6 separate regions of the Homo sapiens genome follow, and regions 1, 2, 3, 5 and 6 are each linked to region 4. Evidence: chromatin loops called from intact Hi-C (ENCODE). Cell type or tissue: PC-3. All regions are shown on one strand. Links, peaks and the distances in the headings refer to the core of each region. The heading gives the core; the rest is flanking DNA.

What was found. Hi-C counts contacts between places; a loop is a spot of excess contacts. Peaks named below come from ENCODE experiments on the same cell type or tissue, not always from the same donor. Only the 100,000 strongest peaks of a DNase experiment are listed, where the experiment ranks them.
Region 1: it touches region 4 in a loop (13-fold over the local background); 108 of 110 quality-filtered maps call a loop at or near these places.
Region 2: a loop joins it to region 4, with 2.8 times the contacts of the local background. A loop is called at or near these places in 3 of 110 quality-filtered maps.
Region 3: a loop joins it to region 4, with 2.3 times the contacts of the local background. A loop is called at or near these places in 2 of 110 quality-filtered maps.
Region 5: a loop joins it to region 4, with 14 times the contacts of the local background. A loop is called at or near these places in 22 of 110 quality-filtered maps.
Region 6: a loop joins it to region 4, with 8 times the contacts of the local background. A loop is called at or near these places in 39 of 110 quality-filtered maps.

Annotation. Positions count from the first base shown.
Region 1 is chr14:71,750,922-71,756,073 of GRCh38, forward strand. No RefSeq gene overlaps it. Among named protein-coding and RNA genes, the nearest start is that of RGS6, 180 kb to the right of the region's middle. RefSeq lists an enhancer at 3,074-3,988. In PC-3, for the core only: a CTCF peak has its summit at 2,326 (motif pointing left); a DNase peak (open chromatin) is centred at 2,360; H3K4me3 peaks cover 519 bases.
Region 2 is chr14:71,572,309-71,577,460 of GRCh38, forward strand. All of the region lies in intron 4 of SIPA1L1 (signal induced proliferation associated 1 like 1), which reads left to right. Among named protein-coding and RNA genes, the nearest start is that of SNORD56B, 180 kb to the left of the region's middle. In PC-3, for the core only: no CTCF peak of the experiment used is centred there; a DNase peak (open chromatin) is centred at 2,883; H3K4me3 peaks cover 299 bases.
Region 3 is chr14:71,648,687-71,653,838 of GRCh38, forward strand. SIPA1L1 (signal induced proliferation associated 1 like 1) reads left to right here. Exons shown (of 24, transcript NM_001386936.1): 8 at 1,649-1,823. Among named protein-coding and RNA genes, the nearest start is that of SNORD56B, 250 kb to the left of the region's middle. In PC-3, for the core only: no CTCF peak of the experiment used is centred there; a DNase peak (open chromatin) is centred at 2,755; H3K27ac peaks cover 877 bases.
Region 4 is chr14:71,136,331-71,141,482 of GRCh38, forward strand. No RefSeq gene overlaps it. Among named protein-coding and RNA genes, the nearest start is that of SIPA1L1, 180 kb to the right of the region's middle. In PC-3, for the core only: CTCF peaks have their summits at 2,868 (motif pointing right) and 3,075; a DNase peak (open chromatin) is centred at 2,841; H3K4me3 peaks cover 472 bases; H3K27ac peaks cover 1,183 bases.
Region 5 is chr14:71,401,377-71,406,528 of GRCh38, forward strand. The region is part of intron 2 of SIPA1L1 (signal induced proliferation associated 1 like 1); the gene reads left to right. Among named protein-coding and RNA genes, the nearest start is that of SNORD56B, 5.6 kb to the left of the region's middle. In PC-3, for the core only: CTCF peaks have their summits at 2,517 and 3,629; no DNase peak of the experiment used is centred there.
Region 6 is chr14:71,853,489-71,858,640 of GRCh38, forward strand. No RefSeq gene overlaps it. Among named protein-coding and RNA genes, the nearest start is that of RGS6, 76 kb to the right of the region's middle. RefSeq lists an enhancer at 2,774-2,843. In PC-3, for the core only: CTCF peaks have their summits at 2,127 (motif pointing left) and 2,329; a DNase peak (open chromatin) is centred at 2,103.

The DNA.
Region 1 (5,152 bases), core at 729-4,728, 610 kb after region 4:
TGCCCTTCCCTGTTTGGAGGTGGCTGCCTTATCCTGTCCCTCTCCCAGCCTCTTCTCCTGGACCAAGCATCTTGGGCTTCCCACTGCTGCTCCCTGCCTTGGTCTCAGTCTCCCACCCTCCTGGGCTCCTTTCAAAGACAGGCAGAAATGAGCACGGCATTCCGGCACTGGTACTGGCCCTCCAACTCTGGATCCAATATCCTTAGGATGCATGCAGCCTATGATTACCCCATTTTTTTGGCGTCCTGTCTCACATAAGCTCAGAGGCGATCCCAACACCTAAGGTGTTTTCACCTGTGGTGTTTTGGGGTTATTTCTTCTCCATTCAAAATGGAAAGGGAAGAAGACATGTATCTCAGTTAAATCTCATCTTACAGATCTGACCAACTGTTTCAGTCTGTTGAGTAGTTTGAACAATGCTGATGCTGTCATTTATCACAAAGTGTGCTGTTGGACCTAAATGTGAGTCATACGCCTCTGAGAGGACCCTGATAACAACACTGACTGGCTGAGGTCAGGCTCTGTGGTCACCACCATCCAGGATGCATCATTTTATATATTTTGAGACAGGGTCTCACTGTCACCCAGGCTGGAGTGCAGTGGTGCTAATCTTGGCTCACTGCAGCCTTGACCTCCTGGGCTGAAGCGATCCTCCCACCTCAGCCTCCTGAGTAGCTGGGAGGTGCTAACCACCACAACTGGCTAAGGTAGAGATGGGGTTTTGCCATGTTGCCCAGGCTGGTCTAGAACTCTTGAGCTCAAGCAATCCACCCACCTCGGCCTTCCAAAATGTTGGGATTATGGGCATGACCTGGCCTCGATGCATCATTTTAAACAAGCCTCCTTGGCCAGGTGTGGTAGTTCATGCCTGTAATCCCAACACTTTGGGAGGCTGAGGAGGGTGGATTGCTTGAAGCCAGGAGTTCAAGACCAGCCTGGACAACAAAGTGAGACCCCAGTCTCTATGGGATGGGGTGAGGTGGGGGATTGGGGGGAAGAAACAACAACTAGCAAGGTGTAGTGGCTCACACCGATAGTCCCATAGTCCCAGCTACTTGGGAGGCTGAAGGGGGAGGATCCCTTAAGCCCAGGAGGTCAAAGCTGCAGTGAGCTGTGATTGCAGCACTGTGCTAGCCTGGGCAACACAGAGAGACCCCATCTCTTGAAAACAAAACAGAACAGGCCTCCTTGAGAAGTGTCATTCCACCTGTTATGAATCCAGGCTTAATCCAAAGCCCCTACTCTCACTTCTTCCAGGTTCCCTCCTGGCCCCGCTGCCCCTCCCTGATCCTTCAGCCCCAGGCATCCTGTAGTATCCGAGTGAGATAAAGGCAGACTTTGGCTCCTCTGATAAACTTCAGCAGTGTGGATCTCTCCGCCCCACGTCATGAGTGATCAACGTTCTTCTGTGGAGACTCCTGGCGTCCAGCTGAAAGTCGTGCGGCTGAGACCTCCGCGGTGCCACAGAGAAAATAGGTGTGGGGGCTGCACGGGGCCTTGAAAACTACCCAGATACCCCCGTGGAGAACGCTGGTGGGAGACTGGGCGTTCCTCAAAGTCCCGAGTGGCACAGCTGTTAGTGCTCATCTCCAGAAACCCACAGCACCTGCCCCCACGAAATCTGTGGAGAACACGAGCAGGCGGTGCAAATAATTCTGACTCCTCGGCGGAAGAACAGGAATAAGAAGGCCCGGCCTGGCCGTGGGTTGCTGGGTGAAAAGCAGCATTGCATTCGAAATGTTAGTTCATTGCAATAAATGGGTTCAGCTCCTCTTTGGAAATATTACTATAGCACAAAGTACTTTATGAAAGCCTTTTTAAAAATCAGATATTATCAGATAGTTGGTTAAAGAGCTGATTAGCTTATCAAAATGTCTGCCTATAGACGAGGAACTTGGGGCGCTCAGCACAGAGACCCCCATACCTTTTCCTGTGTGCCCACAGAGTAAGCGTTCTGAGGGCCGAGGGGAAGAGGCGACATGCAAGTTCCCACGGAGAGGAAGAATTGTTAATGGCAAAAGAATCCCAATGGAAGGTAAATTCCCTCTGATATTACACCGTGAGTCTCTGAGAAGCAACACCAGGCTTTAATAGACAAACGCGGTATTTCCTCCTGATTATTTAATTGGCACGGGAGAGCCACGCAGGTTACGAATTTGTAAGAAAACCCCAGCGGGCCCTGTTTCTGATCCCTTGGGAGGCATTCATTTAAGAAAACTTGTATTTTCTGTGTGCCCCAACTTGCACGGGGGGCGCCAACAAGCTCTGGGAACAGATGGGATTTCAGAAGCCGGGCCTCAGCGCCAACCGCGGGCTGCTGGCTCCCTCTGCTGTCCGAGTCCTCACTTGCGTTCAAGTGAAAGAGCGCGTTTCCCTCCTGATTCTGTGCCAGGAGAAATCCTGAAGGCAAGAAGACTGGGCTCAGAGCCAGGGGCCCTCCCGGGATTTGATAGCTCCTATTTTGATTTGAGCAGGACCTGCAGCCTTGTCAGTGTCTGAGCTCATGGGTAAGGTTGGGAGTAACCATTCACTGGCCAAGTGGTACCCCCCACCCCTGGGGAGGAGGAGAACAATTTCTTTCAAGGACTTTTCTGGGTACCCGGCGTGGGGAGTAAAGAGGGAGTCTCTGGAAGCAAAAGGAATCCTGAGAGGCCTGGGCAAATGACACTGGCTTTGCTTGAACCTGGAAGGCCAGATGGAGGAAAAAGAACTTCTGTTGCTGGGCGCGGTGCCTCATGCCTGTAATCCCAGCACTTTGGAGGCCGAGGCGGGTGAATCACTTGAGGTCAGGAGTTCAAGACCAGCCTGGCCAACATGGCGAAACTCTCTCTCTACTAAAATACAAAAATTAGCCTGGCGTGGTGGTGGGCGCCTGTAATCCTAGCTACCCGGGAGGTTGAGGCAGGAGAATTGTTTGAACCCAGAAGGTGGAGGTTGCAGTGAGCCAAGATTGCGCCACTGCACTCTAGCCTGGATGACAAAGTGAGACTCCGTCTCAAAAAAAAAAAAAAAAAAAACTATATATATATATATATATATATATATATATATATATATATATATATGTATATTCTGTTGATGGTTCGCATTGTTTTCTGCCCAGAATCCCCACTGTCCTCTCCTCAGGCTGATGGCAAAACTTCTCCCACCCAGATGACCTCCCTCCACCAACACCTGAGAGGCCCTCAGGCGATCTGATGCGAGGCCAGGCCGCTGGGGGCCTCCGGCAGGGACAGTCCGCAGAAGGAGGAAGGCAGATGGCAGAAGCGGCAGTGCTGTCCGGTAGGGAAGGCCCCGACGTCCGCCCTTCCCCAGACCGTGGGCTCCCCTCGCTTCCAGGGGTGGAGGAGAGAAGAGCTGGAGAAACGTGCCACGACTCAAACAAATTTACTTCCGTGGTGGATTCTGATTTTTTTGAACAAAATGAGGTGAGAAATGTCACATTTCTTTCTTCCTGCTTCAAGTCAAATCTAATCTGGCGAGGCTGGAATACAATTCTTTTCATGACAGAGGCTCTCTTCTTCCCTCTCGGGGTCCTATCGGGGTCCTATCAAGGTCCCGGGGTGCGGGCAGGAGAGGCCTCTGGTTTCTGGTTGCCACTGGCTGGTTTACAGACCCCTCGTCCTCACCCCCCTGGTCCTCAATGCCCTCCTGTTGAGCCAGGGCGTGGAGGTCACTGCACAGGCTGGGCCCGCCTCCCCTGCTGAGTTCAAGCGGTTATTCCCCTGAGGCCCTGCCGCATCGCTGGGACTGCTCAGAAGCTGGAGACACCAGTCACCTTTCTGAGCGTGGGAAGCTCTCACATTCCATTCTAGTCTTCCTGCCTCCTGAGCCCAGCCCTAGGCAGGCTCATCCCAGAGAAATGGGCCCTCACAGTGCCACCCTTAAACCTGGACAAGAGGGGCACCGTGTCCCTCTTATGGGACCTGCATATCCCCAGGGGGCACAATGTGTGAAAGAATGCCTAGCGCTTCTGTCACTGAGATGTGGCCCCTAGAGCTGGCACAGGGTCACCTGTAACCCTAAACAGATGCTGTCCTCAGGAACACTGTTCAGGCCTCAGAGAAATTGCCTTTTCGTCCCCACCCCCCTTTTTTGAGAGAAAGGGTCTCACTCTGTTACCCCGGCTGGAGTGCAGTGGCACAATCACGATTCCCTGCAGCCTCGACTTCCTGGGCTCAATCGATCCTCCTGCCTCAGCCCCACAAGTAGCTGGGACTACAGGCGCGTGCTACCACACCCGGCTACTTTTTGTATTTTTAGTAGAAATGGGGTTTCATCATGTTGGCCAAGCTGGTATTGAACTCCTGGTCTTAAGAGATCCGACTGCCTTGGCCTCCCAAAGTGCCGGGATTACAGGCATGGGCCACAAAGCCTGGCCTGAAATTGCCTTTCTTATCTTTCACCCTGTGTCTTCCAAACAGAAGGTGGCTGTGACAGAGTGGCTTGAAAGTTTAGAGGCTCCCAGAGCGGCTTGAAAGTTTAGAGGCTCTTCTGCTCAGAAACGTGGAAAGGATTTAAATATTAGAAGTGCCTAGGGCGGAGGGAAGACAGATTAATTCACTTGTCAAATACTTTCTTCCAGCATCAAAGCTCAACAAAGTGTTGCTTCTCAATAGTACTGAGTCCTTTCTCTTGCTTCTCTTTGTGTTCTAATTCATGGTTTCAGTTCTTTGATATTCACAACAGGTACGCATGGTGGCTGAAGGGTGCTTTGTGATATTAAACAATACGTATTCCTCTTAAATGTGTGTATGTAAAGGCTAGAGGTAACATGTTTGAAGCGAAATGTCGATTCTTTATATTGTTAACTCTATAGAAAATGACCAGTAGAATTTAAATAGTGCTATTTTTATAAAAATGTTTAAGATTTAATCTAAATTCAAAATATCAAATAAAAATTTCAGCTTTTAAAAAAGCTTGATTTACTTTGTTGTTTAAATTTTGTCTTTTATTTTCATTAAAAAATCTTTTGATTTTTTTTATTTTAAATAATAGAGGCAGGGTCTCACCATGTTGTCTAGGCTGGTCTTGAACTCCTGGACTCAAGTGATCCTCCCACCTTGGCCTCCCAAAGTGCTGGGAGTACAGATATGAGCCACGTTGCCAGGTCTGTCTTTTAATTTAAAATGTGTGGCTGGGCACAGTGACT
Region 2 (5,152 bases), core at 661-4,660, 440 kb after region 4:
ACCATAGCAACCTTGAAAATTCTAATGGCAAATGTTTTACTACCTGTCATTTTATGCCCAGCCAACCATCAGTCAGTTTAAAGCTAGGCATGCTAAGACTCAAAGCTTTTACCACCCATGCACCCCTTCTTAGGCAGTTACTAAATGAAGAAGGTAGTGGTCCATCCAGGTGAGGGAGTGAATTAAGAAAAGAAGAAATGAAATCTGGGAGACGTGGGATCCATCCAGGAGAGAAAGAAAGGAACTGTCAGGATGGTGATTGGTGGGATGTTCCCCAGAATACCTCTTCAGGAGACCTAGAGATCAGCAGCTAGATTGGGGCATGAGAAGAGCCCTAGGAGAGAGTTCTTCAGGGAAGAGAAATGGAATTGATAGGAATCTGTTGTTTTTGACTGTGTGGAAAGAATAACAAGATTTTTTTGCTTCTTATGTTGTATGTAGGAAAAATTAAGCGTAGGTATATAGAAATAAAGCAAATGAAAATAAATGAAACTGTTACTAAGTTCGGGAAAAGTAAAGTAAGCAACTGAGCAAATATAGCCGTAGTAACGTAAATCCTAATATATATAGCTATGTGATATAACTAATATACACACATGTGAACATAAATAGGTACATAGAATGGGGTAAGGAAATGGGAGAGACACTTAATGGAAGCATGCTGATTTCTCATCTTCCACAACAGGACTTCAACATTTACTACGTAAGATTGACAAATTAAAAAGTAGCAATATGAGCGTGTTATTTAGGAATAAGGAAATAGTGAGGGAAACAGTGCTATGTATTGAAAGTGGCTGTGGCTGTTCTTGGGACTGAAGAAGATGGAGTCAAGCAGTATCGGTTTCCCCCACTTTATATGCCTGTGGTACTATTTGCCTTTAACTACTATGTATATTACTTTGATAAAAACATAAACGAATTAAAAATAAAATAGCATTGCAGTAAGTATCTTTGGACAATTATTACAGATTGTAAAATCACGTCTCAGTGTTTGTTTTACCACCTATTTTCCTATTCAAATGTGGTTGACATTTATGATTAAGCCTCTGCTAAGGACTAAGTATCCTAAAATCAAATAAGATGCAGTTCCTGGCCTGAAGCACTTACATTTCAGTGGGTGGCGCATCAGAAAACTGAGCATTCACAGTGTGTCCTGTTTGATTGTCTTTTGGGAACCAAGGATGTGGAGAAAGTTTGGGACCTCAAGAGAAAGAGTGGATGTCTACAGCTGCACAAGGAAGGGCAAACCAGCAGAGCTCCTGGGACCTGCTGAAGGAGGAAAGATGCCCGAGAGCTGGGCAGAGGAAAATCCCTCCTGCTTTCAACAACTATGCATTTCCAAATGTCGAAAGAGAGATTGCAGAGCTCAACAACATGAATATTTTCTGGCTTACCTGCCAATGGTTTTTTTCTCCCCCTAAAATGAAACAATATCCATTATCTCTAGCGACATGTCTATTTTAACTTTGTCACTGTTAACAGTGGTTACTGGTATTCCAGTACTTTTTCCTAATGTGTATAGTGTTGTTTTGATTTGTATGCCTTTGATGCTTATTATACTCAGAACAGTAGATGGGCCTTTTCTTGTGCTTGTGTTCTGTCAAAGAATTTTTCTTAGTTCAACATATTCTTTCTTTAAAACTTGTTTTAACTGCAGTGATGCCAGAAAGTTTCAAAAAGACAGTTCCTCACTTTTTCTTGGCAGCAGTTCTGGTGTTAGAAGGTAATAACACATAGTGAAATCATGATTTATTTAAAGTAGAAATTTTGATTTCTACAACAAAAATCTTGATTTTTAACCACCATAAATTTCCTGTAGTAATCCCAAGGGATGCTGTAAAAAGAATAAGGTGGGGTAGGGGTGGGAGTGGAAGGGGTGGACAACTTCCTGAAAGAGAACATACCCCAGTGCAATCTTGAAGGAGGAGTAAGAGTTAGAGGAGTAAAGGGTGGATAAGAATAAAACAGGAGGAGGAAGGAAGAGAATTGAATGGAGTTGTGTTCCAGCAAAAGTTACCACTTGGCTTCACCTGAAGTCTCACGAGAACCCGGTGCATTCAAGAAATTTTAACTGGTTTCCTTTCCCTTTGACTGGAGCTCAGGGTTCAGGGAGCATGGTGGGAAGAGTGTGGAGAGATTGGGCTGTTAATTAGGGAGATTTATCTTGCACTTAGGAAATTCTGACATTGCAAAAACAGAGAGGCTATCTCCTTGAGGATTTAAGCGAAGGAGGCTAAGACTCGTGCTAATATGCACCTTATAAACAGTCTTGAATAGGCAAAGTGATCAGTTTTTAAAATAAGCATTATTGCAGACACACAAGACTATGTTTTAAGATCAAACTTACATTCTAGTTAGAGGATTTATTTTACTTTGTCACAAAAATGAAAAGGTTGGCAAAAAAAAAAAAAGACTTCCTGCCACAAGGTTTTATCTTTGAACACTTTATTGGTTTGCGTTTTGATTAATTTTTTTTCTAGTTAATAAGAGTTTAAATGATCAAGTTAATACATTTGTGAGGAAAATCTCACTTAGAAATCAGAGATTTTTAAGTTTAGGGGATTAGATTAAAAATAATTTTATTTGAAAGTTAGGCATAAAATGTATGTATATTTGCATATGTGCATAGTTTTTAAAAAAAACTGGAAGGATGTGGTATGCATTAAAGAAAGATACTTTGTTTGCTCCTGCTTTCATTTCTGTTGACAAGTTGCCAGAATTATTTGTATAGGGCCTCTATTTTCGGAACCATGATATAAATAAAGGATTCAAAATGTTTCCAATATGAAGCATTTCATCCAGCATTTTTACATCAGCTTTGAATGGGAGGAGGTCCTTTGCTGCTTGTGAGCATAAGTGGATTCTTTGGCTCTTAATCATCCACCCCTTTGCCTTTCTTTTTCTGGCTCTGTAAATACTTAAGTTGCTGCGGAACTGACTGTCCCTTGCACTGGATCCTTTCTCTCCTCTGCCCTTATCATTCAGTGTCTTACTGTCTGTGCCCCCAGCCCACACACAGTGCCTGGAAGAATATGTATACTATGATGAGTGACTATCATTGGGCTTGGGATTGGGACATGTAGAAGAAGACGTATACTTTTCACTTTTTCTGTACTATTTCAATTATTAAAATTTTCAGTAAGCATATAACCGGGTTCAAAAATGACTGAAAAGGGGCAAAGGAGAGACTTGTGTGGGGAGAAAAATTATTTGAGGGTAAAAGATAAAAATTATTTTGACCATCATTAATTTGATGGTAATTGTTTTAAATTTCTGGTTTTAGTTGTCTCTCCCTTTAATGCTGTATTAACCACACTGCCTTCCATTGTCCTGTGAGAATATGTTTATTTGCTGGGATTTTAAATAGTCGATTCTATTGTGGATTAGTTTATCTTTTAGTTACTTCATTGTGACAGTGTTTTATCCAGTTCTGTGTCACTTCTTGTTAATCTTTTAATAGATTTGCTCCTTTTTATGCCTGTTTTTCATGCTCCTTTGATGAGTGGATTGGGGTGAGAAGGTCAAACCCACTATTTTTTATTCATTACTGTTGTGAAGGCTCTTCAAGAGAGAAAGATGAAGCTGAAACCTTTATTAAATTTTGCTAATGTGGACTTGTTTTTGGCATTTCTCCGTCAACACAGATATGTGTGAAATAACCATGATTACGTTTTAGATTACAATAGAAGTTCTGATAATTTATCAGTTAATTTCCATTCTATTTTAGCTGAAAGCACGTAACTTTTATTTCTAGTGATTACATTTCAAGGGTACTAAGCTTAGGTGCTTTCAGGATAAGGATTGGACAGATCTTTTCCTCAAGAGCCTGAAAGTCTCACTGGGGAGAGAAGGCTGAACCACAGGTAGACTGAATCTTGAAATTTCAGTAAGTAGCAGAAAGGGAAGCATTTTTAGAAAGGAGGGTGCCCTGGTACAAGGAACATGGCTTAGGGATCAGACTCTCGAGCAGTGACCCAGTCTCGTCTAAGCTGCTGGGTCTTCATGTACAAACTGCAGTAGATAATAGCTCTTTAAAGATTGCTTTAGCGAGTTAGTGAGATAATGAGCAGTGCCTGATGCATACATAACTGGTTACAATGGATGGAAACAGATTATTGAACAAGCATGCTCTGAAAGGACAGCATGGTGCAACAGGCAGGGTAAGAGTAGGGGAATGAGGAAATCTGGATGTAAACCTGGACTTGACACTTGCTATTTAATCCTAGGTGGACTTACAGTTTCTGGCTACTACTGGTGGAAAATGATGGGCTCAGACAAGGTATTCTTTATAATTTACAGTTTTAAATTGTCAATATTGAATTCTTCATGCAGGCTGAGTCACTTGGTAGAGCTTTATGAAGAGGGCACAGTGGTTTGTTTAGGGCAAGCCTGTTTCCTTCTGTTAATATAAGAAGGAAACAGTTTGTGGGCAGGTGCCAGTTACTCTTGAATTCCAGGCCTAAAATCCAGGCCTAAATAAGAAAATAATGGCAGGGGCCAGGTGCAGTAGCTCATGCCTGTAATCCCAGACTTTGGGAAGCCGAGGCAGCTGGATCACGAGGTCAGGAGTTTGAGACCAGCCTGGCCAACATGGTGAAACCCCGTCTCTATTAAAAATATAAAAATTAGCCAGGTGTGGTGGCGGGCACCTGCAGTCCCAGCCACTCGGGTGGCTGAGGCAGGAGAATCGCTTGAACCTGGGAGGCAGAGGTTGCAGTGAGCTGAGATCATGCTATTGCACTCCAGCCTGGGTGACAGAGCAAAAAAAAAAAAAAAAGAAGAAAAAGAAAATAATGGCATGGCAGTTGAGGAGCCACTGAAGGTTCTCAAAGTGACATGACTACCATAGCATTTTTAAAAAGTTAAAGTTAATTATCAATAAATACTTTTTCTCTCACTGTATCCATATCCACAGGATATAGAAATTCATGCCTGCGCTGGACTGCAGAAGTGGTACACAGGCTATAAGGGAGCCTTTTTTCTTTTATATTTTCAAAGTAGTTTTTCTACCATAAATTTTGTAACCACTAGCCCAGTATTGAGAGAGAGCCTGCTATATAGTGAGCACTTATTTTTTTTTTTTTTTGGAGACAAATCTCACTCCGTTGCCCAGGCTGGAGTTCAGTGGTGCAATCTCAGCTTACTGCAACCT
Region 3 (5,152 bases), core at 461-4,460, 510 kb after region 4:
TAAAAGTACTAATGTCAGCCCCATGTCAAGTTTTGCTGCCAAATATGTTTGCCTAAATTTGCTTTCTACCTTTCAACTTCAGAATTGCAAATAAGAAGTTGTAGACATATGTTGCAGCGGTTGTCCAAAGACAAACCTGGTTGAGTTCTGGTGATAGTTAATGGAGCTGAGTCACAGAACTGACTCTTTATGATCTTGTGTCTCTCCCTACTGTACTAGTTCCTCTCTCTTGCATTCTCTGATCTCTTTGCTCATCTGTCAAACAGGGGTAATATTTGCCTTGTGGGCTATTGTGAGAGTAAGAATTTAATGTATGTTAAACACTGCACGTAGTGCCTGGCATATGATAGGTATTCAATAAATGTTAGCTATTAAAATTTCACCTCTTCTCTTCCCCCTTTTATTAGATAAAACCTTACTGATGTGGTGGTTGTAATGACACTCTGGAAATAGGATTAAGTGATAAGAATTGTCCCAATGTCATTGGAGAATTCAAAGTCCAATTTTTTTTTTTTTTTTTTTTTGAGACAGAGTTTTGCTCTGTTGCCCAGGCTGGAGTATGTGGTACAGTCATGACTCACTGCAACATCAATCTCCCGGGCTCAAATGATCCTCGAACCTCAACCTCCCGAGTAGCTGGGACTACAAGTGTGCACCACCACACCTGGCTAATTTTTGTACATTTTGTAGAGACAGGGTTTTGCCATGTTGCCCAGGCTTGTCTGGAACTCCTAGGTTCAAGTGATCTGCCCCCCTCAGCCTCCCAAAGTGCTGGGATTACAGGCATTAGCCACTGTGCCCAGCCCAAAGTACACATTTTTATGTTGAAAACTCATTGCTTGTTAAATGATCAGTAACACCTTAAAATTTCTTTGCAAAATGACTGGACTTTTCAATGATGAATAAATGTTTTGATTAATGTTATAAGTAAATCTCTTAATCCTTCATTTTAACTGCATTTGAGGAAGAAATATTTGCCATTAGCTGATTTGCCATTGTGAGGCCTCTTTTAAAGTTTCTCTGCAGACACTCATCCTTTGGAAAACTATTTGAAAGAGAAGTTGCTCTAAGTACAGTATTGATGATAGTAGTGCTGTAACAAAGATATAGGCAAGGTTTATAATTTAATATATTGGGAAAAGGGTATTGGGAGATAAGTCTTTTCTAATTTTACAAAAAAAAAACTGCAAAAATATTAGTGGACCTTTTAGTGCAAAACAGTTTATTTTAAAATATGTTTTATAAAGTAGACCTCTGCTTTTAAATTTGTAAAGACCTCCCTTTTAAAAGGGGGGACACCATAAAAAAAGAATTGCCTTTAGTTACCAGGATTTTTTAATAACCTCATTTTGTACTTTGTAATTGATTAACAGAAATTTCCTATAGTACCAACAGATCTGTTTAATGGTGCATGATCTTTACATACAGGAAATTTTCATTTATTTTTCTGGCCTTTTCTCAGTTCATGAAGTTCGTAGATACTTGCTCCACTTAATTTTGGATCAAAGACGGAAAATACAGAAGGATTTCAAGAGAAGAAAGGTGTTAGCTATTTTCTGGGCATGTGCCCTATAGGACCTTTTAGCATTTGACTGGGACAAAGTGGATCTGCCTATATTTATATGCATCGTATTACCTGCCTTCACAGCTGAACTACCAGCAGAAAGTAGGCATCATGTACTGCAAAGCTGGACAGAGCACTGAAGAAGAGATGTACAACAATGAGTCAGCTGGCCCAGCCTTTGAAGAATTTCTTCAACTATTGGGAGAGCGAGTTCGGCTCAAAGGATTTGAGAAGTATCGAGCACAGCTTGATACCAAAAGTAAGAAATACTTACACCCTCCTACTAGGCTTATTTTCCCCCTGTTGTGCTGTTGTGCATCTGCTAAATTATCCGTAAAGCAACATTGCCATTTATCGCAGAACACTGCTGGTGATGGGGGAGAGAAAGCCAGAGAGGGAGGATGTAGCACCAGAACAGTTGAAGATCATAACCAAAGTAGCTAGAATTAGACTCTAAAAAAATAGTGTTGTCAGAGGTGTGTGCATGGAGTGGGGCAGTGACACAGATCGTGCAGAATTGCTCCTGGGTGAGCATTGTGTAAATTTCATTACATTTAGCCAAATGTTAGGGTGATTAAAAACTCCGGAAACTTACAACTGTCTGAGTGTAAGCCTGGAATTTTTGACTTCCATTAATTCATTTCATAGTCTTCATGTTTATCTATGTAGTCAGCCTTTGTTTTTGTTTTTTTGTATTCTTTTTACATCTAGGGTTTTTGTTTCTATTATTATTATTCACAGTCTACTTAATCTCTGAGAAAATAGGCTTTTTAGCTTTGGTATTAGTTTAGCTCATAAAATGTGTTGATTAAAAGCATGATAATGAAACAATCTGTTTAACTATGGTGCATGAACCTAAAAGGTTGTCCATGTCCAGTCCCCAAGTTGTCAGTAAAATAGTTAACATTCTCAAATGCCTATTTTGGTTAGCTGGGACTAATCAAAGAGTGTGTTGACTTTTGCTATGTGTCTGTGTGAAAGCAGTTTTAAATTTTATCTTTAAATTCATCCATAGACACCTGTGACCTGTTTTTCTTTGAGAGGGTCTTGGGATTAGCACATCTGTATTGCAGTCTATAGTAATCTCTCTGATTTTCTGTACAGGAAATTAAATAAGGAGTTGAGTCATGAAAACAGAAAAGCATTCATAAACTCCACTGCAGGGAAGAATTTCCTGTTGCCATGGTTTTGCTGTTGCCAACTTGGAAACGACATGCAAGAGAGACTATTAAAACCCATAAATAGCCTAGCTGCTTAAATATTATTTTAACATTCTGTACTCTGCTTGCAACTGCATAAAGATGTTAAATTTCAGTATGTCCTTAAACTCTTTTTATCCAGCTATTCTGATATTCACCTGGTACAGTTCATTCATGTTGCCCCCATTTGTTGTGCTGTATAAATTATCACTACCACAAACAGTTATTGAAAGGATCTGGGAAGAGAATGTGTAATAAGCTCAGTGATACTATAAATGAATGGTCAGACTGGGAGTTGATAAGATTGTGTGTTATCTGTGATGAAGGGTGATGTGAGAAATGTATAGCTAGGGTATCGTTAAGCAACATGACATGTAGTAAGGCAGTGGAATACACAAAATAAGCACTTTGTGCACAGTTTGTCCAATTATCCCAACAACTGCAAAGGCTAGAGGGGGATGAGCCTGGATTACCAAACAGCCTCTTAATGTAGTTTTGGAATTATATAATACCTTCAACAGGGAAAGATTCTTTTTCACTGAACTACTCTCCTTTAAGTAGTTCAACTTTATGAGGCATGTCTGACCTTTCAGGGCATATTTCCTGAGAAGGATTCAAAGAATCCTTCTGTCCTTTTAAAATGTCGCATTTCCTAAAATGAACGAAAAGTAGGGAAGTATTCCTACTCTGAAGCCCCAAAGAAGACAGTACGCAAAATCATCTCTTTTACTCCAAGCTTATTAATAGGGGCAAAAACTAGAGTCTATTCACTATGCCATTTAAACCTGCATTAAATAATCATAGACCACCAAAATAGGCAACAGCCAGCCTCTGTACACCTCAGCTGCCTCCTACTGGGCTGGACACTACTAGAGATAAGACTTCGTTCTGTGTGCTGTGATGTAATCTCACCATACTTAATCTAACTTTATGTTGTGTCAAGAAACTTTGAATATAATTCTTTTTCTAAAAAAGTGCTTTTCAGAACAAATGTTCAAGGATCATTCCCACTGTAGATGTCACTTGAATCTATGGGTTTGTAGTTTTTATCAAATTAAAGTACTATCTGCTGTTATTTCTTTATTTTTTCTGTCTTAACCTCCCATCTCTCTGAGACTCCAATTACACATATGTTATATCACTCACTGGTGTACCACAGGTTAATGAGGCCCTGGTTCTTTTTTTTTTCCCCCTAACCTTTTTTTTTCCTTCTGTGCTTCAGTTTGGATAATTTCTATTAATATATCTTAAAGCTCCTTGTGTTTTTCTTTTCTTCCATGGTATCTTAATTCATTGTTAATCCCGTCCAGTGAAATTTCCATTTAAGATATTATATTTCAGGGCCAAAAGTTGCATTTGATAATCTTTTTAAATGTCTTCTATTCTCACCTTTTTAGGTTCACGCTGTCCTTTAGATCCCTAAACACATTTATAATAGTTGTTTCAAAATGTTCATCTGCTAATTTCATCATTTCTCTCATTTTCAGTTTCTTTTTTTAATGGGGTTCCTTTGTATATATTTTACTTCCTCACATGTCTGGTTGTTTTTGATAAGATGTTGGATATTGTAAATGTTTCATTGTTCAGTGTCTTAATTTTGTTATCTTCTTTAAGTGTTGAGTTTTGTTTTGGCAGGCAGTGAAGTTGCAGAACAGCTTGATTTTTATGAGTCTTATTTTTAAGCTTTGTTAAAGCATACCTAGAGTAGCTTTTACTCTGGCTAACTTAGCCCTACTACTAAGGCATGACTTTTCTTGCACCTCAGTACTTGAATATTCAATGAAGTGTCTACTGTGGCTGTTCAGAACTCATTAATGTCTCCCAACCCAGTGTGAACTGTGGAATTGTTTGGCTTATAATTCGTTGGTAGTTGTTCTTTCCCTAATATTTTGTCTTTGCTTGGCTTTTGGAATTTATGCATATGCATATGCAGCTTACTGTCCAACTCAAGACTCAAAGGGACCCCTATTCAGATTTCTGAACCTTTCATCTGATATTTCTTTCTCTTTGGTATTCTGCCTAGCAAATATCAGTCACCTCAGACTTCCTGAACTCGAGTCTGTCTTGGCTTCCCCCTTCAGTACCTTGCTCTGTGTCAACTGTCCCACAAGTACCTCTAGGTAGAAAGCCCAGGGGTCATAGGGCTCATCTTCTGTATTCTTTTTTCTCAAGGATCACTATCCAAGGCTGCCTGTTCTCCAATGTCTGCAAACAGTTGTTTCAGCTATTATATCATTTTTTCTAGTTATTCACAATGGCATGGTAAGTGCTGTATCAAGCACTTCATTATGGCTGGAAGCAGAAGTCCCAGATACTTTTGATATGTATGCCGTCTCGTTTAATTCCGACAAACCTGCTAGATACCAATTATCCCCACTTTACAGAATTG
Region 4 (5,152 bases), core at 559-4,558:
CCCATGGAAGGTAATTGGCTGGTGGGTTTTCTCACCTTATATAAAATGCCTGTTTTATCAAGCCCACTTCTCTGGGCCTTCGGTCCCTTTCTCTATCACTTGCCATGGCAATTCTGACAGTGCTACTTCACTTAGTATGGGCTAGTGCTTTTTCCCAGCTTCTAGGAATCAACCTAGCAGCATATTTGCATATAGGAGCTTTGACAGTGACACGGGAGAGTTCTCTGACCCCCCCTCGCAGGACGTGCAACAGGGGTGTGGCTTGTCTGTTTGGCCACAGCCGCTGCTCAAACCCCTTATGGGAGGGGGAGCACACAGACAGGCAGGTGCAGGAGCTGGGGCGAGTGTTTCTGGGCTGTGGCCCCACAGCAGCATCTAGGGGTGGGCGCCTGTGACCCCTGAAGCCCAAGTGGGCATGTGTTACAGTGCGCTCTTTTAGCTTTGCCATCCACCAATGGCTTAAGTGTTAAACAGCTTAGTAGACTCTCTGCCTTTTCACAAGGGCAGAGGGCCAGTGTGACAGCTTTCTGTATCTTGAGCTCTTGTCCAGTGTCCTGAATCAGGTGACACACAGACTTGGAGGATGGTGAATGTGGGGGTTTTATTGGGTGGTGGAGGTGGCTGTCAGTGGGATGGATGGGGAGCTGGAAAGGGGATGAAGTAGGAAGGTGATCTTCTCCTGGAGTTTGGCTGTCCTGAGGCTGATTTCCTCTCCAGCGGTCCCCAGCTGAACTCCTCCCAATGTTCCTTCTCTTCTCTCCTTCTCTGCTGCTCTTCTGTTCATCTGCTCATCTACTCCTGGAGCTGGGGGTTTGGGGTTTATATGGGTACAGGATAAACGGGTGTGGCAGGCTAAAAGGCAACTTTTGAACATGAAAACAGGAATGCCTGTTCCCATTTAGGGCCATGGGTATCCAGGCTTGAAGGTGGGACCTTTGCCAGGGAACTGCCCTCTTCTACCCAGTATTTCCCTGTCTCCTGTCCATATCAGCAGGATATTCATCTTGTATCATAGAAGAATGTCCTCATATTAATAAACTCTCTATTATCCAACTTTATATTCTATTTCTCTAGATTCAGTGCCCTCCAGATCCCACCCCATAAATATCCTCTCTGCTTCTGCCAGTACATGCTGGCTAGGCCCTATAGCGTCTTTGATGTATAGTCTCCTTCTCCCTCAAGGGACCCAGTACATTCCTGGCCTGGTTGTGTTGTGGCTTGACTGTAGCTTTTAGCCACGCAGGGAGGTGGGGATAAGTTATGAAAGGCATGAGGAGTCTTTGAGTTGTCTTCAAGCAGAGGGGTATGGGTCACATCTGCAGGCCAGTGTTTGGAGGACCTGGGGTTTCAAGAACCTCAAGTTGAACTGTGATGCAGTTATGACAGAGGCTTCAGCCAATCTCACAGATAGCTCTAGAGCTGCCATGATTCCCATCTCAAGTCTCCCTCCCAGCTGGGGCCTTGGCATAGTGGACTCATCTAAATGGAGAGTCCAGTCTTCTCTGGAGCTCCATTCACTTCTGAGCCTCAGCTGCTTCTGCCCTCTGGTTGAAGAAGATCAGGATCTCTTTATATGCTACCAAGGAGGCCTGTTGGACTTCAACACTTTGTCCTCGCAAAGAGTAACTGCCCTTGGCCTTTTGCTGTCTTTCTCCAGTGCAACCATAGCCCTCAACCTGTGAGGAGTGAAGGAAGCACTTTGGCCAGAGGGAGAAGCTGAACTGCAATGCAGTCACCACAGAGGCCTCAGCCAATCCCATAGGAAGTTCTGGGTCTCTGATGGTCCTTCAGAGTTGTCTGGATTTGAGGTACAGGGGCTGGGGCCACCCCGCCAACATTGATTAGTTATAGGATGTGGGCTACCCCCAGGAGGAGCTTTAACCTTGGGTGAATCAGTTTCCTTTGGATGGAGGGAAATCCCTGGGGAGGGACTTAACTTTGTGCAGTCAAGGGGAATGAGCATCTCATCATAAAGGAAAATTTGAGTGGCCGAATGGCACATGGCATGCATTCCATTGACACTGGGAATAAAGAGAGGGGGCTAGGGATAGGAAAATGATTTCTGGAAGAAGAATCGACAGGATATGCTGACCACAGAGCATCTGAATGAAGATAAGGTTCTCTCATTCAAGAAACATTTAATACCTTCCCTAGGCTCAGCCCTGTGTGAGATGCAGGTTGTGGACTTGAATGGTTCTTCACCTCAGGGAGCTCAAATTGAAAGCCATATGCCAAAGAAAGAGTGGAGACAGTGCCAAGATCTCAATATGCTGCAATGTGAATGGGAGGATGTGGCTAAAAAGACAAGACAATCCTTTGTTGTGATGGAGCTTTTCATGAGCTCTGGAGCTCACGTTTTCCCTCTCTCTAGAAACACCCAAATCCTTGGCTCAAAACGAGACTTCTTCCTTGAGGACTTTGAAGTATAGTACTAGCATCAGTGCCTACCCTGCTTCTTGTACCTTCCCCTTACCAATAATCACAGACACACACACACACACACACACGCACGCACACTCACTCTCACACACACACATACTCTCACACACACACGCACACTCTCACACTCACGCAAACTCACACCCACTCTCTCACACACACACACTCACACAGTGAATTGCACTACGTGAGGACTAGAGATGCAAATAGGGACAGTTGAGAGAATCCCATCGTAGGGAGTGCTTCCAGCCTCACACATGACAGCAATGTGCCCAGGAGTGACTTTTCTTTTTCTGTTTGTGAAGGAAATGAGCACCCCAGAGTCAGGAAGCCTCCCAAATCTCTGCAAATCAAGTCCTAGGACAAGGACAGCAGGGGCTCCGCCTCTCTGGTGCACCTTACGTGAACGGCCACAAGATGGCAGTAGGAGCTCAGCCGACGCTGGAGAGAGACTGAGGGTGGGGTGCTGGGGTCAGGGGAATGGAAAAGTGACCCCCTAGACATGCACGCATCCCAAAAGAGAGGTACGGAAGGACAAATCAATGGATGAAAGGCTCTTGGGACCTGTTTAAGCCACGAGTTTGCACACTACTGGCAACTGGCCGTTTCTCGTGCACACATCTATGCATGACTATACTTCTGCGCATTTGCCACATGTAAGTTCTTTCTCCTGGTTAAATATGACCCCTGCCACCCTAAACCTTACCATCACAATCGCCGGTGGAAATATCGGGAGTGTTGCAGAATCTGTGTGCCAAGTGCACTGACTCTCACAAGAGGCTGCACGCGGGGCTGTAAGGGTGGCTCTGGATGTGCCTTTGGCCACCAGCCTTTTCCTCTCAGGGGACAGCGAGGTGAGGGCAGCCTCTAGAGAACAAAGGGCAAACTGCCCTGCTTCCATCCGCACAGAGGGGACCGCTGATGGCGACAAGGTGACTGCGCTGCAGCGAAGGACGCCTAGCGTCTGGCGTTCTAATATGCCACAACGATCGTTTGCGTCCTGGGTTACGAGGACATCGCGGGCAGCCAGCCTCTCGGTGCAGGGGCCTCAGTGCTGCTGCCGACACACGCTCAGGTGAGGGATGTGTGCACACACCCAATCTTAGTGAGGACAACGGATAGAAATTACGAGGGAGTTTTTTTTTTCTTTTTTTGGAGACAGAGCCTCACTGTCGCCCAGGCCGGTGTGTAGTAATGCAGTCTCAGCTCACTGCAGCCTCTGCCTCCCGGGTTCAAGCGATTCTCCTGCCTCAGCCTTCGGAGTAGCTGGGACTACAGGCCTGCACCACCATGCCGGGCTAATTTTTGTATTTTTTAGTAGAGGGGGTTCTGCCATGTTGGCCAGGCTGGTCTTGAACTCCTGACCTCAGATGATCCGCCCGCCTTGGCCTCCCAAAGTGCTGGGATTGCAGCCGTGAGCCACTGCCTCTGGCCTCTGCACCAGGTACTTTACACTGGAACTTCTCAACTTCGGCATCCTGGGTGGGACAGGTCTTTGGTGTGTTGATGTGGATACAATACATCATATCCCTGGCCTCTACCCTCCAGATGCCAGTAGCACCAACCAGCCTTCTACAAGTTGTGGTAACCAACTTTTGTCAAATTGTGGCAGGCCAGGTCTCACTAACACAGGCCTCCATAACAACTGTTTCAGTACTGACTAAGTGGTTAAGTTAAACATTAAAAGCTAAAAAAAAGCTAGTGCCCTTATACAAAGGCTGGAATATAGCAGAAGCCCACCAAGCATCTTGCCTAGGCCTTTCCTGGGCCTTAAAGCATGACCAAATAATGAAAGAATTCTTAACAGGACCCTTTTAGGATTAGATGAGTTTTACTGGGGGTCTGAAGAAACTCCCCAGGCCTCCACAAATAAGTTTATTGGGGGTCTAAAGGAACTCCCCAAACCTCCGTGATTTAACAGGAGACAAGGATAATCACCTCACCACTTGGACCCATTTAGATTAAGCAAATTTACTGAGGCCCCAGAGGAAGGTCTTCAGTACTGAGACCTTAGTTATAGATTAAAAGAAGTTAATCACTTATGTCTTTAAATGAATGCACACTTACATGTAGACATACAGCTTAGAAGGTATACAAGCTCTGGAAAACTTTGTAATTTTGAATTGGTCTGGTGATAATTTCCAGGCCTTCTCCCTGTAACCGATTGCAGAAAATAAAACCTCTCTTCCTCCCCAGTTCATCTGCATCTCATTATTAGGTGGCGAGAAATAGCAGCCTGACCCTCAGTTTGGTCCGGGAACAAAATGTCCCCTGGGGGGCAGAGTGGAGGGGACAAAAGCTCCCTGGTAGAGAACCAGTGAATTAACTCATTTAATCCTAGAACAACCCTGAGGTGGGTAATATTTCTCCTTATTTATTTTTAAAAATTGTGGTAAAATATACATACACAACATTTACCATCGTAACCATTTTTAAGTGTGTAGTTCAGTGGCATTAAGTACATTCATACTGTTGTGCATCCATCTTCCCATCCATCTCTGGAACTCTTCATCTTGCGAAACTGAAACTATGCTCATTAAGCAAGAACTTCCCATTCCCCTCTTCCTCCAGCCCCTGGCAGCCACCGTCCTACTTTCCTTTTTTTTTTTTTTTTTTTTGAGACGGAGTCTTGCTCTTTTTGCCTAGGCTGGAGTGCAATGGTGCGATCTTGGCTCACTGCAACCTCCACCTCCTGGGTTCAAGTGATTCTTAT
Region 5 (5,152 bases), core at 591-4,590, 270 kb after region 4:
AATATAAAATAAAAAGGCTGCTTTTTTTTTTTTTAGTGTTACTTAAAAGCTGTCTGATTTAATTGTATGACGTATTTTTCTTTGTTGTTCGTCTGTTTGTTCAACTCTGCAGTTATATTAAACTTTATCATGTTTTACAATCAGAATTTAGTTTTGATAGGTTCCAGAAAACAGAAAGAAACATACCTGTCCTGAAATGTAGCTTTTTTGTGTGTACTCTAAAACATTTTTCTTTATATTACTTTCCTCAGTTAATGTTCCCATTTAACCCAATATTTTTTAGCAAAAGTTATATTTAGTTAAGGCAGATAGGCATAACTAAAAATATAAAATGTTAAATGAATGCTAAGAAAAAAATTAACTTTTGGTAAGTTATATATCATAATTAAGGAAAAACCAGAAAAACAGAAATAAAAAAATTTACCAGTAATCTTATCACTCATAAATATAAGATTTTTTATTTGTGTGTTTTTCCAGTTTTTTTCTGAAAAAATATAAAATATGCATTTTAACAGTTTGTTGTTAGTAACATGCATTTTTATGTAGCATTGTCAACAGTAAACTAATAATTTATAAATTATGCCTAAATTACAATTATTGTAAATAATATAAGGTGGAGGCTGCATAATACAATGGTAGAAACTTAGGCTTTGTATCAAGCGACTTAGGGTGGGATCCCTGCATGTCCCGTTATTAAGTTAGCTGTATGACGTTGGCCAAGTTACTTAACTGTTAGGAGTCTTTTCTCAAATAAAAAAAAAATATGGCTAATAATTACCTTGCAAGAGTATTATAGGAATTAGATGAAATAATGAGTCTCATTCATTCATATAGTGCTGGGAACACACTGAAAATTAACTTATTATTGAGAGGCAATATATTGATGGCATTGTATAAAAAAGGCAAGGATTTGGAATAGGATTGTCTTGGGTTTAGATAACAGTGCCACCACTTCTTAATTTATCTTGGGTAAATTTTTTTTTTTTTTTTGAGACAAGGTTTCTCTCTGTCTCCCAGGCTGGAGTGCAGTGGTGCAACCTCAGCTCTCTGTAACCTCCGCCTCCCGGGTTCAAGTGATTCTCTTGCCTCAGCCTCCTGAGTAGGTGGGATTACAGGTGTGAACCATCACACCTGACCAATTTTTGTATTTTTAGTAGAGATAGGGTTTCACCATATTGGCCAGGCTGGTCTTGAATTCTTGGCCTTATGTGATCTGCCCGCCTTGGCCTCTCAAAGTGCTGGGATTACAGGCATGAGTCACTGTTCCTGGCCTTGGGTAAGATTTAAAACTTCACTGATTATTATACTCCTTCCTAAAATAGAGATAATGCCCATGTCCTAGGATTGTTGTATTGGTTATGTGATGTAAAGAATATGTGCCTGGCATATTGGAGACACTATCATTATTATTTATAAGGGAAATTACTTAATTGGAAGACAATTAGATATTTGGTATTTAAAATTAATATCAAGGAGGAAGTTTCTAGATGTCCTAGATTTTATTTTTACTATTATAATAGTATTTGTGGTTATTGAGGACTGTGTGAACAGTTTTATAACTGCCGCTGTCCCCCTCTCCCTCCACATTTGGAATAGGTAGCCATCTTTAAAATAACATGTAAAGATGCACGTTTTTGAGAGACCTTCACATGAATAATGAAAAGCTTCTGAATATAATTATATATATTGAAATATGTGCCCCTATTAATGCCACTTATATGTTCATTGTAGATCATCTGTCTCCATTCTTCTTAAACTGGGTATCTTTCATAGCAGTGCCAAACAGACTTTTCATGTACTTCTCTGCCTCAATATTTTCTTTTTGAGTTTAAGTTTTAGAAGTACCAATTCATATTCCTTCTTTTTGCTAGCACAGTGTACCTATTAGTTATTTACATATATGTATAATGAGTTTGAAAAATGTTACATAAAAAGAATCTTGGCCTGGCGCGGTGGCTCACGCCTGTAATCCCAGCACTTTGGGAGGCCAAGGCAGGTGGATCATGAGGTCGGGAGTTTAAGACCAACCTGGCTAAGATGTTGAAACCCCGTCTCTACTAAAAATACAAAAAAATTAGCTGGGCGTGGTGGCAGGCACCTGTAATCCCAGCTACTCAGGAGGCTGAGGCAGGAGAATCGCTTGAACCCAGGTGGCAGAGGTTGCAGTAAGCCAAGATTGCACCACTGCACTGCAGCCTAGGTGACAGGCTGAGACTCTGTCTCAAAAAAAAAAAAAAAAAAAAAAAAATCTTAATCATATTGTTTTCACATTCTACTTTTTTAAAATGGCTATCCTTTTTATCAATTTATACTTCAGTGTTAGATCATAGAAGCAGTACCCTTCAAAATTAAATTCTGAGTAATTTTATTGTGAGGTTATAGTAAATGAGCTTGTGGATGGGTGAGCTCAAGCCAGCTGTGCAGCTTGTCTGAGTTGATGGTCTGGTTTGTAGTCTGGTTGCCAGTCCCAGTCTTCTGCTAACACTTCAGTATGATCACTGTATTTCCTCCTGTAGGCCACCTGGTGCCTTGCCTCTGAAACTACTATTTTATATCTATTGTAGGATGAAGCTTACTTTCCCTTGACTGCACACACACACACATACCCACCCACCCACCCACCCACATCACAGTGAAGAGACTGTTTTGGTTTCAGTTAAAGTCAGTAAATTAATACTTAAAATTTATAGTTTCATGACTTTTGCCAGAAAGCTAAAAATTCTGTTTTGAAGGTTGGCACTCAGGGGTGTAACTATAGTCAACTTTTTGTAAATTTGCATTGGATTGGCTTGCTTAAAAATAACTTTGGTAACCAAAAAGCATTCTTTTAGTATTTTAGGATCAAGATCAGGTAAAGGCAACTCACTTTTATCTGAAAATTTTAAAAGCATGTCTAGGCCAGGTGCCGTGGCTCCTACCTGTAATCCCAGCACTTTGTGGGCAGATCATCTGAGGTCAGGAGCTCGAGACCAACCTGGCCAACATGGTGAAACCCTGTCTCTACTAAAAATACAAAAATTAGCTGGACTTGATGGCAGGCGCCTGTAATCCCAGCTACTCAGGAGGCTGAGGTAGGAGAATCGCTTGAACCCAGGAGGTGGAGGTTGCAGTGAGAAGAGATTGCACCACCGCACTGCACTCCAGCCTGGGCTACAGAGCCCAAGGTTCTAGGGGGAAGAACCATTTTTCCCCTTCAAGTTTATTAAAGGACAAGGTGTTTTCTGATTTCACTTAAGTTATACATTTTTATTGTAAGTTTCAGTACTAGGACCAGCCTAACAGTAGGCATGTATTAACTATTAATTTGTTACAGGCCTTGAATTACATTTAGCATTGCAAGGCCGTCCATTTAAATTCTGTTATTTGATCCTAACAATAATTTTGTGAGTTAGGTAGGAAAGAATTTCATTTTACAAAGAACTTAGTAGAATTCCTTGGGCACCATTAAATGATGATTCTGGGGTTTGAATTTAGGACGTCTAGCTCCAATTCCATACTTCTTGTGCAGTGTCATGCTGCTTTCCCATACCGATCTGCAAATGTTTTGGTTCTTGGTATTGTAATAGTTCATTCATTCAACAGAGTTTTTAATGAATGTACAATTTTAAGCTCTAGGCATTTAAGGATGAATAAAAAGACAAGGTTTCCACCTTGAGGAAGACTCAGTAAATAACAAGTATCAAAAGTAATTATTGTGCCTATGGTAACAATGATTGGTACATAGTAGGTGCTCAGTAAATGCTTATTGCACAAATGAATGAGTGAGCAAAGTGGTAAAAAGGTAATAACAAGTGAGGATAGCTGCTTAAGTAGATAGATTGACCAGGAAAGGTCCTTCTGAGGAAGTGACACCTAAGCTAGGCAAAGAGCATTTTTCACAAAAGGACCAGTGCAGGCTGAGGACCTGAGGCAGGAAAGAACTTGGCTCATTGGAAGGCATCAAAGATGGCCAGTGGAGCTAAAGTGAGTATGCTGGGGAGACAGAGGTTCCAGATGAAATTGAAGAGAAATAACTAATCATGTAGGTCCTTATAGACCATAGCAAGAAACTTGGCTCCTACTCTAATGTTGGGGGACAGTTCTCCACTTGTCTCTTGTGTTTGTACATTGACTGTCTTTCTTCTGGATGATCTTTTCAAGGATGATTTGTATAGTGAATGGCCTTGGAAGAGAAAGAGAATGCCCCTTCTGGGGTAAAGGCCAGGCAAGCTTACTGCCCATTACAAAATATTTCAGTTCACTAAGCTCGGAGTTACTCTACTGTGACACAACCTGCTGTTGTGCTGAGGTCATCTTGTTCTCTTTGTGTCACCTGGTGGGAATTGAGGCTTAAGGGACTAGCACCAAAAAATACTGATACTTTGGCTACTGCTACTGCTGTAATGATGTCTTTTATCTCTGACCCTGGCATCTCATGTCTTCCACAGGCATCTATATAGCTGTGTGGCAGGCTAACTTGTTATCTCACATGTAGGGCAGAATTTTTACATTCTTCACATTTCTTGATATCTGAGGCCATGGGAACACGTTAGAGGCTTTTAAGCAGGGGAATAGTAAGATGTAGTTTACTAACCTTTTAACAAGTCAGTCTGACTACTCTGTGGAAAATGATCATGGGCAGAAAGAAGATTAATGAGGAATCTGGGGTAGCGTCTCGTCGAGAGATAACAATGGCTTCAACCAATGTGAAGACAGTGGAGATGGAGAGAAGTAAAGGAGTTAAGATGGTCTTTGGGAGGTAGAATTTATAGATCTTCACAGAATGGATGTGGGGTGTGAAAGAAGAATGTAAATGAATTGTAGGTTTTTGGCTTGAGCAACTGGGAAGATGAACTTCTGCTGAGATGGAGAAGCCTCAAAAATGAAGATAACTAACCTATAAAAATTTCTGATATGCTGTATATATTGCAAGGTTATAATGATTATATGGGTGCCACTGACATCTTGTCATCACTTCTTTGCCTTTTTTTTCAGCCATTTCATTTGCTTGTCTCTGTCTTTGCAGAAATTTTATGTTTAGAATTACAGGGACAGGAAGAATAAGAATAATTTTTATGACTTGGGGTCAAAGAACCATTGGGATGTGCTTTTCTGGGAAGAACACCTTTCTCGTGTCTTCATGGTTATCAAATCAATATTTAAGATAAGAAAT
Region 6 (5,152 bases), core at 376-4,375, 720 kb after region 4:
AATCCAAGGATGGGTGTATTGAGTTTTTTTATATTATTCTCTTTTCTTTTGTGTACTTTTGAAAACTTTCTTAATAAAAAAGTTAAGGAAGAATGTTGGACTGCATCAAGTCTCTTGTCTCTGCTTTTATGTGAAATTCAGCTCATGATTAATCCATCCCAAGAGCTGTGTACAAAGCAATATTTTCCATCTTTGAAGACAATTTAGAAGTCCTTGACAGGAGGTCACTCTGAGCCCAGTGGATCTACGTGCATTTCCTTTTATTGGAAAGAGCGGAAGAGCAGTGGCTTCAAGGAAGTTTTACTCCATTTCTTTTTTCTTTCTTTTTTTTTTTTTTTTTTTGAGACTGAGTCTTGCTCTGTCACCAGGCTGGAGTGCAGTGGTGCTATCTTGACTCACTGTAACCTCTGCCTCCCGGGTTCAACCAATTTTCCTGCCTCAGCCTCCCGAGTAGCTGGGACTACAAGCATGCGCCACCACGCCCAGCTAATTTTTTTTGTATTTTTAGTAGAGACGGGGTATCACCATGTAGACCAGGATGGTCTGAATCTCTTGACCTCATGATCCACCAGCCTCGGCTTCCCAAAGTGCTAGGATTACAGGCGTGAGCCATTTCTTAAAGCAGATGTGTCTGAGCTGGGGGATGAGGGTCTCTCATCCCAGCCCAGACCCTCATCCAGGACCCCCGCTTCCCCCGTACTAAAGGCGCAGCTAGGACTGCAGCTTGCTGAACAGTGTACTGCAATGGACCCGAGAAGAATGCGCACCTTTGTGCTCCTGGTTTGGAATCAAGTATATGCAGTAGTGGCCTTCGATGGTGAGGATTACAGATTTTTTTCATGAGGAACACATATTATATCTCTGAAAGAATCAGTAATAAGGAAATTAGGACAATAAGGAGCAGATCATTTTGGACCCACTATTTACCAGCTCTGTAGCCTTGAGAAAGTTACGAGGTCTCTTGAGGTCTCATTTCATCATCTGTAAAATTATTTAACCTACTCGATTGGGTTGCTGTGACAAATTTAATGAGATAACATGTATAGTCTTGATCTCATCGCAAGCTATAAGAAGTGATACACAAATGTCAGTTGCATTTTTCCTGAGCTGGACTTCCTAGTATTCTCTCCTATTTCATAGGTGGCTTTTTAAGCTTATCTTACCTCTGAGCTTCACATTTGTTTGGTGCTGAATTAGAATTTCCATGTGGTGGTCCCTGAATTTTACTGCTCCCCCAGCACCCTGTCTTTTTCTCTCATGCTGAAAGTAGCCTTTTAACATTTGCCTTTTAACCTGGGTCTTCCTTCTTTTTGCCTGGAATGGTTGTTTTTTTGTTTGTTTGTTTTTGAGATGGAGTCCCACTGCAAACTCTGCCTCCCGAGTTCAAGTGATTTTCCCTCCTCAGACTCCTGAGTAGTTGGGATTACAGACGCCCACCACCAGGCCCAGCTAATTTTTGAATTTTTAGTAGAGATAGGATTTCACCATGTTGACCAGGCTGATCTTGAACTCCTGATCTCAAGTGATCTGCCCGCCTTGGTCTCCCAAAGTGCTGAGACTACAGGCATGAGCCACTACACCCAGCCTTCTGCCTGGGATGTGGATGTGATTCCCAGAAGTGCAGCTGCCATCTTGCCACCATGAGGTAACCTAAGGGTGTCAGAGCAGAAGGATAAAAGGAGCTTACGTCCTTCATGGCAGTGTGGGACTATACTAGAGCTTGACTACTCACCAAATCTCACCTTGAAAGAACACACACTTTAAAATTTAAAACTCCAATTGTCTCTAAAATAAGAAAGAAAGAAAGAAAATAGGTTCAGGTGAGGAAGTATGGCAGAATGTTGATAATGATGAATCTGGGGAATGGACATATTGGTTCACTATACTTTTCTCTTTAATTCTGTGTGTGTGTGTTTGAAATTTTTCATGACAAAAATTTAAAAGAAAATTGAACTTCACCAAATTTCTTATCTTGATTATTATGTGAAGCTCCAGGTTCTAATCAAGCTCTTCCAAGGGCAGAGGACAATGATTTTCCTGTTGGCCAACTTTTCATTGGCTGCATCCCAATACCCCAGGCTTGCCTCAATATTCCTGCTGTGCTGCTGCCCCCTGCTGGCCTCTGCCATTTTGTGTGCCTGAAGATAAGCTTCCCCCCATGTCAGAGGGCTGTGAGCTCCCTCCACTGAAGAAGGTTTTTAAAGATTAGACTCTTGATTTTAGATGATGTTTAATAAATGAATGTCCCTTCTATTCCCAAATTCTTAATGCCTGATTTTTAAAAAGCATGATGGGCATGTGGGGAGATACAAGAGACACAGAAGCCTCTGCCTTTGCGGTTCATTTTGTAGGAATGAGGATTCATAAAATGTACCACCCCCCATTCTGTCTCAACTGATGCCCCATCCCTCCTTCCATTTTCATCCTTCCAATTTCTTCATTCTCTGTTTGATGGACATGTTATAGGAAATATGTTTCAGAAATACCATCTTTTTAGTTTTTATTTAATCTTAGATTTCCTGAGTGTGATGCTGGAGAAATATTTGTAAACAAAATACCTACTTCAGATGGACCAGAAGAGAGAAAGGACTGGTACAGGTTGCTGAAGACAACCTTGACTGTGTTTTTAAGGTGTGCCCACGTCTGCTAACCCCAGGGAACTATTGAACACAACATATTTGACTGGTTTGCTGATTTCCAGAACAGCCAATAGTAGTGTAACTGAGCAGAGAAACAATGCTGTTAGAAGGGGCACGGTGAGAGTGAGATCGGCCCTTCGGTTTGCGTGGGAGCTGGGTGAAGCTGGTGACTGCTGGCTTTCCCCCGCTTCCCTGACAACCTGCATGACTCAGCAGAGGCAGCCATAATCCTGCTAGGTACACTACTCTATTGACCTTGCAACATCACCCCCATACCCCACAGCAGCCACAGCAAGACCTGCCCAAGGAGAGTCTGATCTCAGACATGCTTAGCCCTGCCCCGACCTGATGGGCCTTTCCTATGCACCCTGGTAGCTGAAGACAAAGGGCATATACTCTTGGGAGTTTTAAGGCCCCGCCCACTGCCATTTTCTCTCAATACTACCACAGCTGATGCTTTCTGGAAAGCACCACCTCCTGGCAGTAGGCCAACCAGCACAAAAATAGAACATTAAACCACCAAAGCTGACAACCTCGTAGAGTCCATTTCACCCCCTGCCACCTCCATGGGAACAGGTACTGGTATCCACACTGAGAGACCCATAGATGATTCACATCACAGGACTATGTGCAGACAATCCCCAGTACCAGCCCAGAGCCGGGTAGACTTGCTAAGTGGCTAGACCCAGAAGAGAGATAACAATCACTGCAGCTTGGCTCACAGGAAGCCACATGCATAGGAAAAGAGGAAGAGTACTACATCAAGGCAACACCCCATGGGACAAAAGAATCTGAACAACAGCCCTCAGCCCTAAACCTTCTCTCTGACAGAGCCTACCCAAATAAGAAGGAACCAGAAAACCAACTCTGGTAATATGACAAAACAAGGCTCTTTAACACCCCCCAAAAATCACTCTTGCTCACCAGCAGTGGATCCAAACCAAGAAGAAGAAATCCCTGATTTACCTGAAAAACAATTCAGGAGGTTACTTATCAAGCAATCAGGGACGCACCAGAGAAAGGCAAAGCCCAATGCAAGGAAATACAAAAAACGATGCAAGAAGTGAAGGGAGAAATATTCAAGGAAATAGATAGCATAAAGAAAATCAACCAAAACTTCAGGAAATATTGGACACACCTATAGAAATCCAAAATGCTCTGGAAAGTCTCAGCAATGGAATTGAATAAGTAGAAAAAGAAATTCAGAGCTCGAAGACAAGGTCTTGGAATTAACCCAATCCAACAAAGACAAAGAAAAACAATAAGAAAATAAGAACAAAGCCTCCAAGAAGTCTGGGATTATGTTAAGGGAACAAACCTAAGAATAATCAGTGTTCCAGAGGAAGAAGAGAAATCTAAAAGTTTTGAAAACATATTTGGGGGAGTAATCGAGGAAAACTTCCCTGGCCTTGCTAGAGACCTAGACATGCAAATAAAAGAAGCACAAAGAACAGCTGGGAAATTCATCGCAAAACGATCATCATCTAGGCATATTGTCATCAGGTTATCTAAAGTTAAGACAAAGAAAATAATTTTAAGAGCTGTGAGACAAAAACACTCAGGTAACCTATAAAGGAAACCTATCAGATTAACAGCAGATTTCCCAGCAGAAACCCTGCAAAGCTAGAAGGGATTGGGGCCCTATCTTCAGCCTCCTCAAACAAAACAATTATCAGCCAAGAATTTTGTATCCAGCAAAACTAAGCAACATATATGAAGGAAAGATGCAGTCTTTTTCAGACAAACAAATGCTGAGAGAATTCGCCACTACCAAGCCACCACTATAAGAACTGCTAAAAGGAGCTCTAAATCTTCAAACAAATCCTGGAAACACATACAAACAGAAACTCTTTAAAGCGTAAATCACACAGAACCTATAAAACAAAAATGCAAGTTAAAAAGCAAAAACAAAAAAAAAACCGAGGTATGCAAGCAACAAATAGCACAATGAATGCAATGGTACCTCACATCTCAATACTAACATTGACTGTAAATGGCCTAAATGTTCCACTTGAAAGATACAGAACTGCAGAATGGATAAGAACTCACCAACTAACTCTCTGCTGCCTGCGGGAGACTCACCTAACACATACGGACTCACATAAACTTCAAGTAAAGGGGTGGAAAAAGGTATTTCACTCAAATGGACACCAAAAGCGAGCAGGGGTAGCCATTCTTGTATCAGACAAAACAAACTCTAAAGCAACAGCAGTTAAAAGAGACAAAGAGGGACATTATATAATGGTAAATGGCCTTGTCCAACAGGAAAATATCACAATCCTAAACATATGTACACCTAACACTGGAGCTCCCAAATTTATAAAACGATTACTAATAGACCTAAGAAATGAGATAGACAGCAACACAATAATAGTGGGGGACTTCAATACTCCACTGACAGCAGTAGACAGGTTATTGAAACAGAAAGTCAACAAAGAAACAATGGTTTTAAACTATACCTTGGAACAAATAGACTTAACAGATATAAACAGAACATTTCATCCAACAACCAC